Linked DNA regions of Homo sapiens: region 2 is linked to region 1. A link is a loop called in an ENCODE intact Hi-C map of the cell type or tissue named here. Cell type or tissue: ovary. All regions are shown on one strand. Links, peaks and the distances in the headings refer to the core of each region. The heading gives the core; the rest is flanking DNA.

What was found. Peaks named below come from ENCODE experiments on the same cell type or tissue, not always from the same donor. Only the 100,000 strongest peaks of a DNase experiment are listed, where the experiment ranks them.
Region 2: it touches region 1 in a loop (2.2-fold over the local background); 5 of 110 quality-filtered maps call a loop at or near these places.

Annotation. Positions count from the first base shown.
Region 1 is chr19:6,045,963-6,051,333 of GRCh38, forward strand. RFX2 (regulatory factor X2) reads right to left here. Exons shown (of 18, transcript NM_000635.4): 2 at 1,445-1,542. The coding sequence starts at 1,534. Among named protein-coding and RNA genes, the nearest start is that of RFX2-AS1, 14 kb to the right of the region's middle. RefSeq lists a silencer at 2,944-3,063. In ovary, for the core only: CTCF peaks have their summits at 2,127 and 3,071 (motif pointing right); a DNase peak (open chromatin) is centred at 3,009.
Region 2 is chr19:6,196,675-6,202,045 of GRCh38, forward strand. It overlaps LOC105372255 (a long non-coding RNA gene), which reads right to left and starts at 2,850. Exons shown (of 4, transcript NR_187772.1): 1 at 2,802-2,850. RefSeq lists enhancers at 2,047-2,650, 2,651-3,253 and a silencer at 2,767-3,096. In ovary, for the core only: a CTCF peak has its summit at 2,858; a DNase peak (open chromatin) is centred at 3,097; H3K4me3 peaks cover 943 bases.

The DNA.
Region 1 (5,371 bases), core at 259-5,258:
AGGCATGTGCCACCATGCCTGGCCCTGAATTGTGTGTTTTAAAACCATAATCATTTCTTTTTGCTGTGCTCCTAACTTTTAGATTCCAGATCGAGGTGGTCACACGGCCACAGTGGACCTCTGCACACTGTGATGAGCCTCCAGCCTGTTTCATGTGGCCGGTGCCATTCGCTTTGTATTTCTGTCTTCTTTATGGCTTATTTCATTCCACGGTAGAAATCCAGGAGCAGAGAAAGCCTGAATGTGAAAATTCTCTCTCTGCGAATTTTAAAGAATATGTTCATTCAGGTGCTAGATTCTATTTTGAACAAAATCTTAAGAATTCTAACTCATCTAGGCTGGGCGTGGTGGCTCACGCCTGTAATCCCAGCACTTTGGGAGGCTGAGGCGGGCAGATCACCTGAGGTCAGGAGTTCGAGACCAGCCTGGCCAACATGGTGAAACCTCGTCTCTACTAAAAATACAAAAATTAGCCGGGCGTGGTAGTACACGCCTGTAATCCCAGCTACTCGGGAGGCTAAGACAGGAGAATCACTTGAACCTGGGAGATCGTGCCACTGCACTCCAGCCTGGGCGACAGAGCGAGACTCCGTCCCCCCCCAAAAAAAAAAAAAAATTCTAACTCATCTTTTGCCTTTTTGCCTTTTTTTTTTTTTTTTTTTTTTTTTTGTCACTTAGGTTGGAGAGCAGTGGTATGATTACAGCTCACTGCAGCCTCAAACCACTGGGCTCAAGCAATCCTTCCACCATAGCCTCCTGAGTAGCTGGGACCACAGGACGTGCACCACTATGCCTGGCTAAATTTTTTATTTTTTATTTCTTAAAGACAAGGTCTCTGTCACCCAGGCTGGAGTGTAGTGTCACAATCATGGCTTACTGCAGCCTCAACCTCCCAGGCTCAGGTGATCCTCCCATCTCAGCCTCCTAAGGAACTGGGACTACAGGTGCAGCCCACCACGCTTGGCTAATTTTTTTTTTTTTTTTTTAGAGAAAGGGTCTGGCTATGTTGCCTAGGTTGGTCTCAAACTCCTGGCCTCAAGTAATCTGCCAGTCTCAGTCTCCCAAAGTGCTGGGATTACCTGTGTGAGCCACTGCACCCGGCCTTACTTCTTAATTCTTAATAAAGCATTTCTGTGTAAAAGGGTCATTTCCAAGTACAAGAAAACCTCCACTGAAAGCTAAGAAGAGATCAAGTCAGATTTGGGAGAGTGGTTTCTTTTCCATTCATGTCATTGTTTCCTTGATGGGATCTTTTTAACAAATATTGAAAAAGCCAAATACAGTTAAGGAAATTGTGCCTATTTCAACAGCAGCAGCACTGGGACTGAGAAGTCCATTCAGAAAAATACAGATTCCTCTCTTTGCAGATCTGAGCAGCTTTCAAACCCATAGAGATCGCGTCCACACTGTGGCCACCCTGTTGTTGCTGAGAGGCGCGCGTTACCTGCGGGGAGGCTGGCACAGGCGGGGCTGCCGCCGAGGGACGCAGAGCCACGGACGCTGGCGAATCCGCTCCACCCTCGGAATTCTGCATGCTCAGGTCTAAAGAAAGGCGGAGAGAGATTGGGTGGGCAAGGGCTGCAAGCACTGAAATCCGAAGAGGCAACTAACAAGTTCAAGGGAGGGAAGGAGTAACCAGCTACATTCTTCAAAGTCGAAAGGCAGAGACCCTGGTGGTACTGCCTAAGTGAGGAGCTGCGGAAACAGGCTGCACAACTGTCCCACAGAAGGAGAGAGGGGCCAGAGAAAGTTTTCCAAATATAAAACCCAAAAAGGGCTCTGTCAGCGCACAATGGCAGGAATTCCTCAACAGAAGGCCGGGACACTGGCTCTGTGCCCAAGTCTGAGCAGGTTGAACTATTTTGAAGGGCTCAATTGTTTCCTCATTTACCCAGAAATCAAAAGCTCTGGGTGGGTGACTGCCATTTGGGAAGCTACTGCACCCCAAACGACAACGGGAGAAACTCTAAGGCTGGGTTTCCCCACTGTGGCACCGTTGACATTTGAGCTGGATACTTCTTTGCTGTTGGAGGCCCATTCTGGGCACGGCAGGGTGCTGAGCAGCACCCCTGGCCTCCACCCATTCCATGCCAGGAGCGCCCCCTCCCCAAGCTGTGGCAATCACAAATGTGTTCAGATATTGCCAAGTGACCCCTGGAGGGCAGTGTGAGAACCACTGGCTAGGGAGAGAAAAGGTGACCTGCAGAGGGAGCAAAGAAACAGTACATTTTATCCTGGGCTGGATAAAAGTCCTCACGAATTTTGGCAGTAAGTAAAAACTGCCTTCTGTTCAAAGCCATCTTTGCCCACAAGAAAGTATAAACATATATTTCTTTGCTGTCAGAGGCATACATCTTTCAAATAGGTAGTTTTACAATTCTATATAAAACCACTCATTTAATATCGTGGCAGATGATACAAATTTGTTCCATGAAAATGCTAAAAGTCGAACAGTCTTCACTTTTAAATAAACAATCGGCTATGTTGAGCATTTGAGACATAGTTAAGTACACACACTTAGGTAGGGAGGTGGCTTTGTGATCAGGCACACCAGTCCCCCGTCCTGGCACCAGCTTTGAGCATGTCACCCTCCCAGTGTGGGGTCTCCATGGCTCCTGCCTGCTGGGGGTGGTGAGGACTGAACCTCAGACATACATCGCGGTGCCCACGACATCGTCAGAACACAATAGACATTTGCTAGAACTTTTACGTTTCTCTATCACCCCCAGAGGTTTTATCTCTTATAATGAGTGAAAAAAATTTTAAGCTTTTTAAAAATGAAAAGTCAAACTTACAATAAATTAATTTACCTAAGGAAAGCAGAAAGGGATATGTGTGTTTGAATTCGAGTGTGCTGGATTAATCCCATCTGTATTGTTGGGGACTATTCCCCGACCACCACCGCTCCCCGGCCCCCGCCCCCGTCCCCTCCCAAACGCCTTCGATGCCACCCAGAGCCCCACGGCCAGTGCCTGGGGATTTTTCTGTTCTGTGTGAGCCTGACTCACTTCTCACCACTAGATGGCCCCAGAGCCACACGGTGATTGGCTGGGGCGTTAACTAAACCTTACACAGCCCGCACCTCCTACCTTCTACTCTTTCAAAAGATTGTAAATTTCCCATAGTGTATTTCCTGAGTCCTCAACTCACTCTCTGTCTTTGACAGAACTGACCTTTGGAATTTTTCTGTTACAAGCTGCTTGTATTTACAGTTTCCTTTAAATGTTTAAATCAGTCATTTGCACACCATCCACCATGCTGTTCCCGTCTGAAGCCAAGCGGGTAGCATCAGTGATACTAGGAGATAATTTGACTAGAACTCTTTGTGAAAGGAGTCCACCAGTGATAAAGTCAGAATGCTGACTTGACTAAGACCAGTTCCTTGTTCCGCAGGTGGAAATAATTTTGCTCCAAACTCCAGACCTTATTTAAGTAAGAAGAGGCCATGAGAGTGTTGGGGATAAATGGCGAGACCGTGGTCTGTCCACCATGGCCAGAATGCACCTTCCAGAAAGCAAGTTGTTCCACATCACAGGCATTTACACATGAATGTGTTCCCCTAATTTATTTTTATTAATTATTATTATTGTTTTTTGAGACGAAGTCTTGCTCTGTCACCCAGGCTGGAGTGCAATGGCATGATCTTGGCTCTGCCTCCTGGGTTCAAGTGATTCTCCCACCTCAGTCCCCTGAATAGACGAGATTACAGGCACCCACCATCATGCCTGGCTAATTTTTGTATTTTTATAGAAACGGGGCTTCACCATGTTGGTCAGGCTGGTCTCAAACTCCTGGCCTCATGTGATCTGCCTGCCTCAGCCTCCCAAAGTGCTGGGATTACAGGCATAAGCCACCGTGCCCAGCCTGTTCCCCTAATTTAACACACTATTTACCATGTGTTGTCTTATAGGTCAGACCAATGAGTCTGTGGCTTTTTGCCTGTGGGCATGCCCCAGTCCACAAATGCTTGGGTGCCAGAAAGCATCAGCCTCGTTATCCTGAAGGGTCAGAGGACAGAGTTCTGAATGCTGGGGTGTGGAGATTCTGGAAGAGAGAGAGCCACAGAAGGGGTGAGCCCTCAAATCTTCCTACAAAATACACCTGAATCTTTGGCTAAGCAACTACACCACAAAGGTGTGGGGGAGATACCAGGGGTCTTGGGGAAAAACCAGCAGTGCAAAGATAAAAAAATTAAGTGAAGATTTCAGCTGCTGCCTGTTGCAGGAGGGAGAGTTTGAATCTAGCCAAGTCACTTGCCTTCAGGGGAACTCAGATGAACCTACAGATTCTACAATACATCATTAATGATGTCCAGGACCCAGTAAAAACCATGAGCTATGAAAAGAAACAGGAAAGTGTAACATACACTCAAAAGAAAGAGTAACAAATAAAAAGAAAAAAGAAAAGCAGTTAATTATAACCAAACGCAAGATAACCCAGATGATACAGATAGCATTCAAGGACTAAAGCAGCTACTAAAAATAACTTCAAGAACTTAAAGGAAGTTATATACATAATGAATGAACATATGGGAATCTCAATCAAGAAACAAAGTATAAAAGGAGAACCAAATAGAAATTCTAGAGCAATAACTGAAACAAAAACTTAACTGGATGCACTCAACAGCTGGTTAAAGATAATGGAAAGAGTTAGTGAACTTAACAATAGATAAAAAGCATTTACCCAATCTGAAGAATGAAGAGAAAATATATGAAGAAACATGAATAGAACAAACTGTCTAATATATATGTAACGAGAGTCCCAGAAGAGAAAAAGAGAATGTAAGAGAAAAAAATATTGAAAAATGGCCAAACACCTCTACATTGGGTGATGGATATCAACTTAGAGGTCCAAAAATCTCAACAAACCCTAAAAAGAATACAAAGAAAGCCAAGATAGGTATGTCATGGTTAAACTGTTAAAAGAAGCAGTCAGAGAAAAACTACATATTATATTCGGAGAACAAGGGCACAGATGATGACTGGCTTCTCATCAATAACAATGGCAACCAGAAGACAATGGAGTGACATTTTTAATATGCTGGGGGGGAAAACCCTATCAGCCCAGAATTCTATCTCCAGCAAAACTATTCTTAAAAACTGAAGGTGGAATAAAGACATTTTTTGCATAAACAAAACCTGATAAAATTTTCTGCCTACCATGAGAAATGCTAATGGAAGTTCTTCAGAATGAAAGGAATTAATACCAGATGGTAAATTTGGATCTATTAGGAGTAAATATCACTTAAAATGATAAATACGCAGGTAATTATAAAAAACCGTATTTTTATATATTTTATATTTTTCCTTTTCTTCTCTTAATTTATTTTAAATACATAAAACTATTTAACAAAAACTTTATAACACTCCAT
Region 2 (5,371 bases), core at 95-5,094, 150 kb after region 1:
AGGTAGAGTCCAGAGGCCGGGCATGGTGGCTCATGCCTTTAATCCCAGCACTTTAGGAGGCTGAGGTGGGTGGATCACGAGGTCAGGAGGTTGAGACCATCCTGGCTAACACGGTGAAACCCTGTCTCTACTAAAAATACAAAAAATTAGCCGGGCATGGTGGCGGGCGCTTGTAGTCCCAGCTACTTGGGAGGCTGAGGCAGGAGAATGGTGTGAACCCGGGAGGCGGAGCTTGCAGTGAGCCAAGATTGCGCCACTGCACTCCAGCCTGGGCGACAGAGCTAGACTCTGTCTCAAAAAAAAAAAAGGTAGAGTCCAGAGGCCGGGCATGGTGGCTCATGCCTGTAATCCCAGCACTTTGGGAGGCTGAGGCGGGTGGATCACGAGGTCAGGAGGTTGACACCATCCTGGCTAACACAGTGAAACCCCATCTCTACTAAAAATACAAAAAATTAGCCGGGCATGGTGGCGGGCGCCTGTAGTCCCAGCTACTCGGGAGGCTGAGGCAGGAGAATGGAGTGAACCCGGGAGGCGGAGCTTGCAGTGAGCCGAGATCACGCCACTGTACTCCAGCCTAGGCGACAGAGCGAGACTCTGTCTCAAAAAAAAAAAAAAAAAAAAAAAAAAAAAGAAGGTAGAGCCCAGAGTGGGCACTGCCTTCCCAATGACAGGGGCATGAAAATATGTTGTGGATGGGAGGGAGGGACTGGGAGCCCACATACCTCAGCTCCTCCTGGGGATGAACTAGGCTGCACACCAGGTGGGGAATGTGTGTGGTAGGTTCATTTCCTTCTATGCTCCTCCTTCTCTTCACTCCAGCCCCCAACCCCCCCCTTTTTTTTTTTTTTTTTTTTTTTTTTTTTTTGGAGACAGAGTCTCCCTCTGTTCCCCAGGCTGGAGTACAGAGGTGCGATCTCTGTTCACTGCAACCTCCACCTCCCAGGCTGAAATGATTCTCCTGCCTCAGCCTCCCGAGTAGCTGGGATTACAGGTGCCCGACACGATGCCTGGCTAATTTTTGTATTTTTAGTAGAGATGGGGTTTCACCACGTTGGCCAGGCCTCAAGTGATCCGCCCACCTTGGCCTCCCAAAGTGCTGAGATTACAGGCATGAGCCACCGCACCCAGCCTGTTATCTCTCTTTTTTTTTTTTTTTTTTTGAGATGGAGTCTCACTATGTCACCCAGGCTGGAGTACAGTGCCGCGATCTCGGCTCACTGCAACCTCCGCCTCCTGGGTTCAAGCAATTCTCCTGCTTCAGCCTCCAGAGTAGCTGGGACTCCAAGTGCGCGCCACCACGCCCGGCTAATTTTTGCATTTTTTAGTAGAGACGGTTTCACCATATTGGACAAGCTGGTCTCAAACTCCTGACCTCGTGATCCGCCCACCTCGGCCTCCCAAAGTGCTGGGATTACAGGCATGACCCCACGTCTGGCTGCCTGTTACCTCTTTTAAGATGCTTCTCCCTCCCTCCTTTGCCTGGTCAGTGTCTACCCATTGTTCAGAGAAGCCTTCCCTGGCCACCCCCATAACTCGGTGGGAATCCTGTGCCTCCCTGCTGGACCCTCCCACCCCTGCTGCCCACTGTAATTTCGTTTGAAGATCTGTCTGCCCAAGCCCAGCAAACTAGATGCCCCCAGACAGTGACAAGGAAAACAAAGATACTTTGAAGACCATGTCCTCGGACAGATTCAGAGTCCACGACAGAAAGGCACTCAACACCCAGGAAAGAAAAACAGAGTTTGGGGCTCCTTGGCTCCTGGGTGAGGGTAGTGGTGTTCCCAGAGAAGCCAGTTTGAGAGTGGGGATCTAGCGCTTCAGGGCTGGCCAAGGCCGTTCAGCCAGTGTTGGGATCCTTTAGGGTTCAATCTATCTCTTCAGAAGTTGCCTGATGGGATGCGGGCATGGAGAGCACCACCATAGGGTGCCCGGCTGGGTGTATGGGGGTTTGGGGGTGCAGGTGGTTAGCAGTTGTCAGAAGTGTCTGGTCCCGCCGGGCGTGGTGGCTCATGCCTGTAATCCCAGCACTTTGGGAGGCCGAGGTGGGTGGATCACCTGAGGTCAGGAGTTCGAGACCAGCCTGACCAACATGTTGAAACCCCGTCTCTACTAAAAATACAAAATTAGCTGGGTGTGGGGGCGCATGCCTGTAATCCCAGGTACTTGGGAGGCTGAGGCAGAAGAATCGCTTAAACCCAGGAGGCAGAGTTCGCAGTGAGCTGAGATCATGCCATTGCACTCCAGCCTGAGAAACAAGAGTGAAACTCCATCTCAAAAAAGAAAAAAAAAAAAAAAAAGAAGTGTCTGGTCCCTGGGGAGGAGACGGCGCCCGGCAGGGACAGTGGGCCTACAGCTGACCTGTCTGCTTGCTGGTGGGTTTCCTGCTGAACTCCTCTCTGGGTCAGTGCGTCTCACTGTCCACCTGTCCCTGCATCCCCTTCTGTGCCTCGCTGGTCATCTTTCTCCCTTGGCAATCCACTTCATACACCACGCCTCCTCCGTCTGCCATCTCTCAGTGCCACGCTCCTGCCTGTGCTCCCATCTCTCCCTGGTTTTGCCCCTGACACGCCACCTGCTCGCCTCTCTCTAGGTCCATCTGGGGGTCTCCGGCCGCCGCTGACCCGCCTGTCCGCAGGCTGAGCTACTCGGACCACGGAGCGCGACGGGGAGGCGCGACTGCGGCTCAGCAAGGACTAAGTTAGCAACAAGACACTCCTCACTGTGCACGACATGGTCGCGAGCACGGCCATCAAGTACGCCAACAACATCGCGCCCGGCTCCAACAGCTGCCACCTGCTCACCTACATCGAGTACCACCAGCAGTGTCTCGGCGTCGAGAAGTCTTTCTTCAAAGTACCGCCAGGCGGTCCGCGCCTGCGCGCCCCTCCCGCCCCTCCTGCGCCTGCGCGCCTCTTCTGCACCCACCCTCTTGCGCCTGCGCGCCACTTATTTCACCTCCTGCGCCAGCGCAGCGCTCCAGGGCCTTTCTTCCCCCGCCCCTCCCCGCGTCCTGCGCCTGCGCGCCTTTCTTCCCCCGGTAAGCCTGCGCGCCGCTCCGGCCCACTTGCTTCTGCGCCTGCGCGCCGCTGCAGGGCCTTCCTCCCCCATCTCCCCCCGCCTCCTACGCCTGCGCGCCACTACATCCCTTCTGCGCCTGCGCAGTGTTACTCTCCTGTGACTGCCACTTGTCTGACTCGCATGTTTGTTTTAACGGATTCCCTGAGGCTGCCTGAGAGCCAGAAATGAAAAGCTGCAGACTTAGGGGCCCTGGTTCAGATCCCAGAGCAGCCATTAGCTACGTTTTCTTGCACGAAAACTTTGTGCCTTTGTGCCTCTGTTTCCCTATATGAAAACTTTACATATAAATATATATATATATATAAAGGCCAGGCGCGGTGGCTCACGCCTTAATCCTAGCACTTTGGGTGTCCGAGGCAGGCAGATCACTTGAGGTCAGGAGTTCGAGACCAGCCTGGCCAACATGGTGAAACCCTGTCTTTACGAAAAATACAAAAATTAGCCAGGCATGGTGGTGCATGCCTGTAATCCCAGCTACTTGGGAGGCTGGAGGCAGGAGAATCACTCCAACCCGGGAGGCAGAGGCAGTGAGCCCAGATGGTGCCACTGCACTCCAGCCTGGGCAACAGCAGAGCAAGACTGTCTCAAAAAAAAAAAAAAAAAGAAAAGTCATTCCAATACCCATAGTAAACTGGATCCTCCGGTAAAAATAAAGTTAAAAAAATAAAAAAGTAAACATATAAAAATATGTATTATTATATATACATTTAAAGTATAGTTTTTATAAATGTACAGTATATAAAACGTCTGTTTATGGATAAATTTTATGCGTGCTACACTTTTATTTATTTATTTATTTATTTTTGAGACGGAGTCTTGCTCTGTTGCCCAGGCTGGAGTGCAGTGGCGCGATCTCAGCTCACTGCAAGCTCTGCCTCCCGGGTTCACGCCATTCTCCTGCCTCAGCCTCCTGAGTAGCTGGGACTACAGGCGCCCACCACCACGCCCGGCTAATTTTTTGTATTTTTGGTAGAGACAGGGTTCACCGTGTCAGCCAGGATGGTCTCGATCTCCTGACCTTGTGATCCGCCCTCCTTGGCCTCCCAAAGTGCTGGGATTACAGGTGTGAGCCACCGTGCCCGGCCCTTTTATGTTAAATTTAATATAAAATATTTTCTTTTATATCAGCATTTTTATGTAAATATATAAAATATAACAGCAGCTAGCTCACAGCTTTGCTGCATGGATTCAGTGAGTTTACACACATCGAATAGCTCTGGCACACACAAAGCATTGCACCAGCATTCACTATTTATTATTTTTATGGTTTTGTTTGTTTGAGACGGAGTCTTGCTCTGTCACTCAGGCTGGAGTGCAGTGGCCCAATCTTGGCTCACTGCAAGCTCCGCCTCCCGGGTTCACGCCATTCTCCTGCCTCAGCCTCCCCAGTAGCTGGGACTACAGGCGCCCGCCACCACACCTGGCTAATTTTTTGTATTTTTAGTAGAGACGGGGTTTCACCGTGTTAGCCAAGATGGTCTCCATCTCCTGACCTCGTGATCCACCGGCCTCGGCCTCCCAAAGTGCTGGGATTACAGGCATAAGCCACCGCGCCTGGCCTCTTTTTTGTTTTTGTTTTTGTTTTTGAGACAGTCTCTCACTGTCGCCAGGGCTGGAGTGCAGTGGTGCGATCTTGGCTCACTGCAACCTCCGCCTCCCGGGTTCAAGCAATTCTCCTGCCTCAGTCTCCTGAGTAGCTGGGGTTACAGGTGCCTGCCACCACATCCAGCTAATTTTTTGTATTTTTAGTAAAGACGGGGGTTTCACCATGTTGGCCAGGCTGGTCTCAAACTCCTGACCTCGTGATTCACCCACCTCGGCCTCCCAAAGTGCTGAGATTACAGGCATGAGCCACTGTGCCTGGCCATTATTATGGTTTTTACTGTGTCTCTTCTCCAGTGGCATTTCCTCAGCGAGGTCTTTCCTTGCTACCCTGGTTCCCCGAACCTGCCCTCTTCCCCCTCTCTGTGACAGCCCCTTTAAAAGTTGTCTGCCCAGGGCCAGGCACGGTGGCTCACGCCTGTAATCCCAGCACTTTGGGAGGTTGAGATGGGTGGATCACTTGAGGTCAGGAGTTTGAGACCAACCTGGGCAACATGGTGAAACCCTGTCTCTATTAAACATACAAAAAAAATTAGCCAGGCATGGTGGCACACCTGTAATCCCAGCTACTGGGAGGTGGAGGTTGTAGTGAGCCGAGATCATGCCACTGCACTCCAGCCTGGGCGACAGAGCAAGACTCTGTCACAAAAAAATATTCTTCCCAGTTTTCATCATCATGGCTACAAGTTAC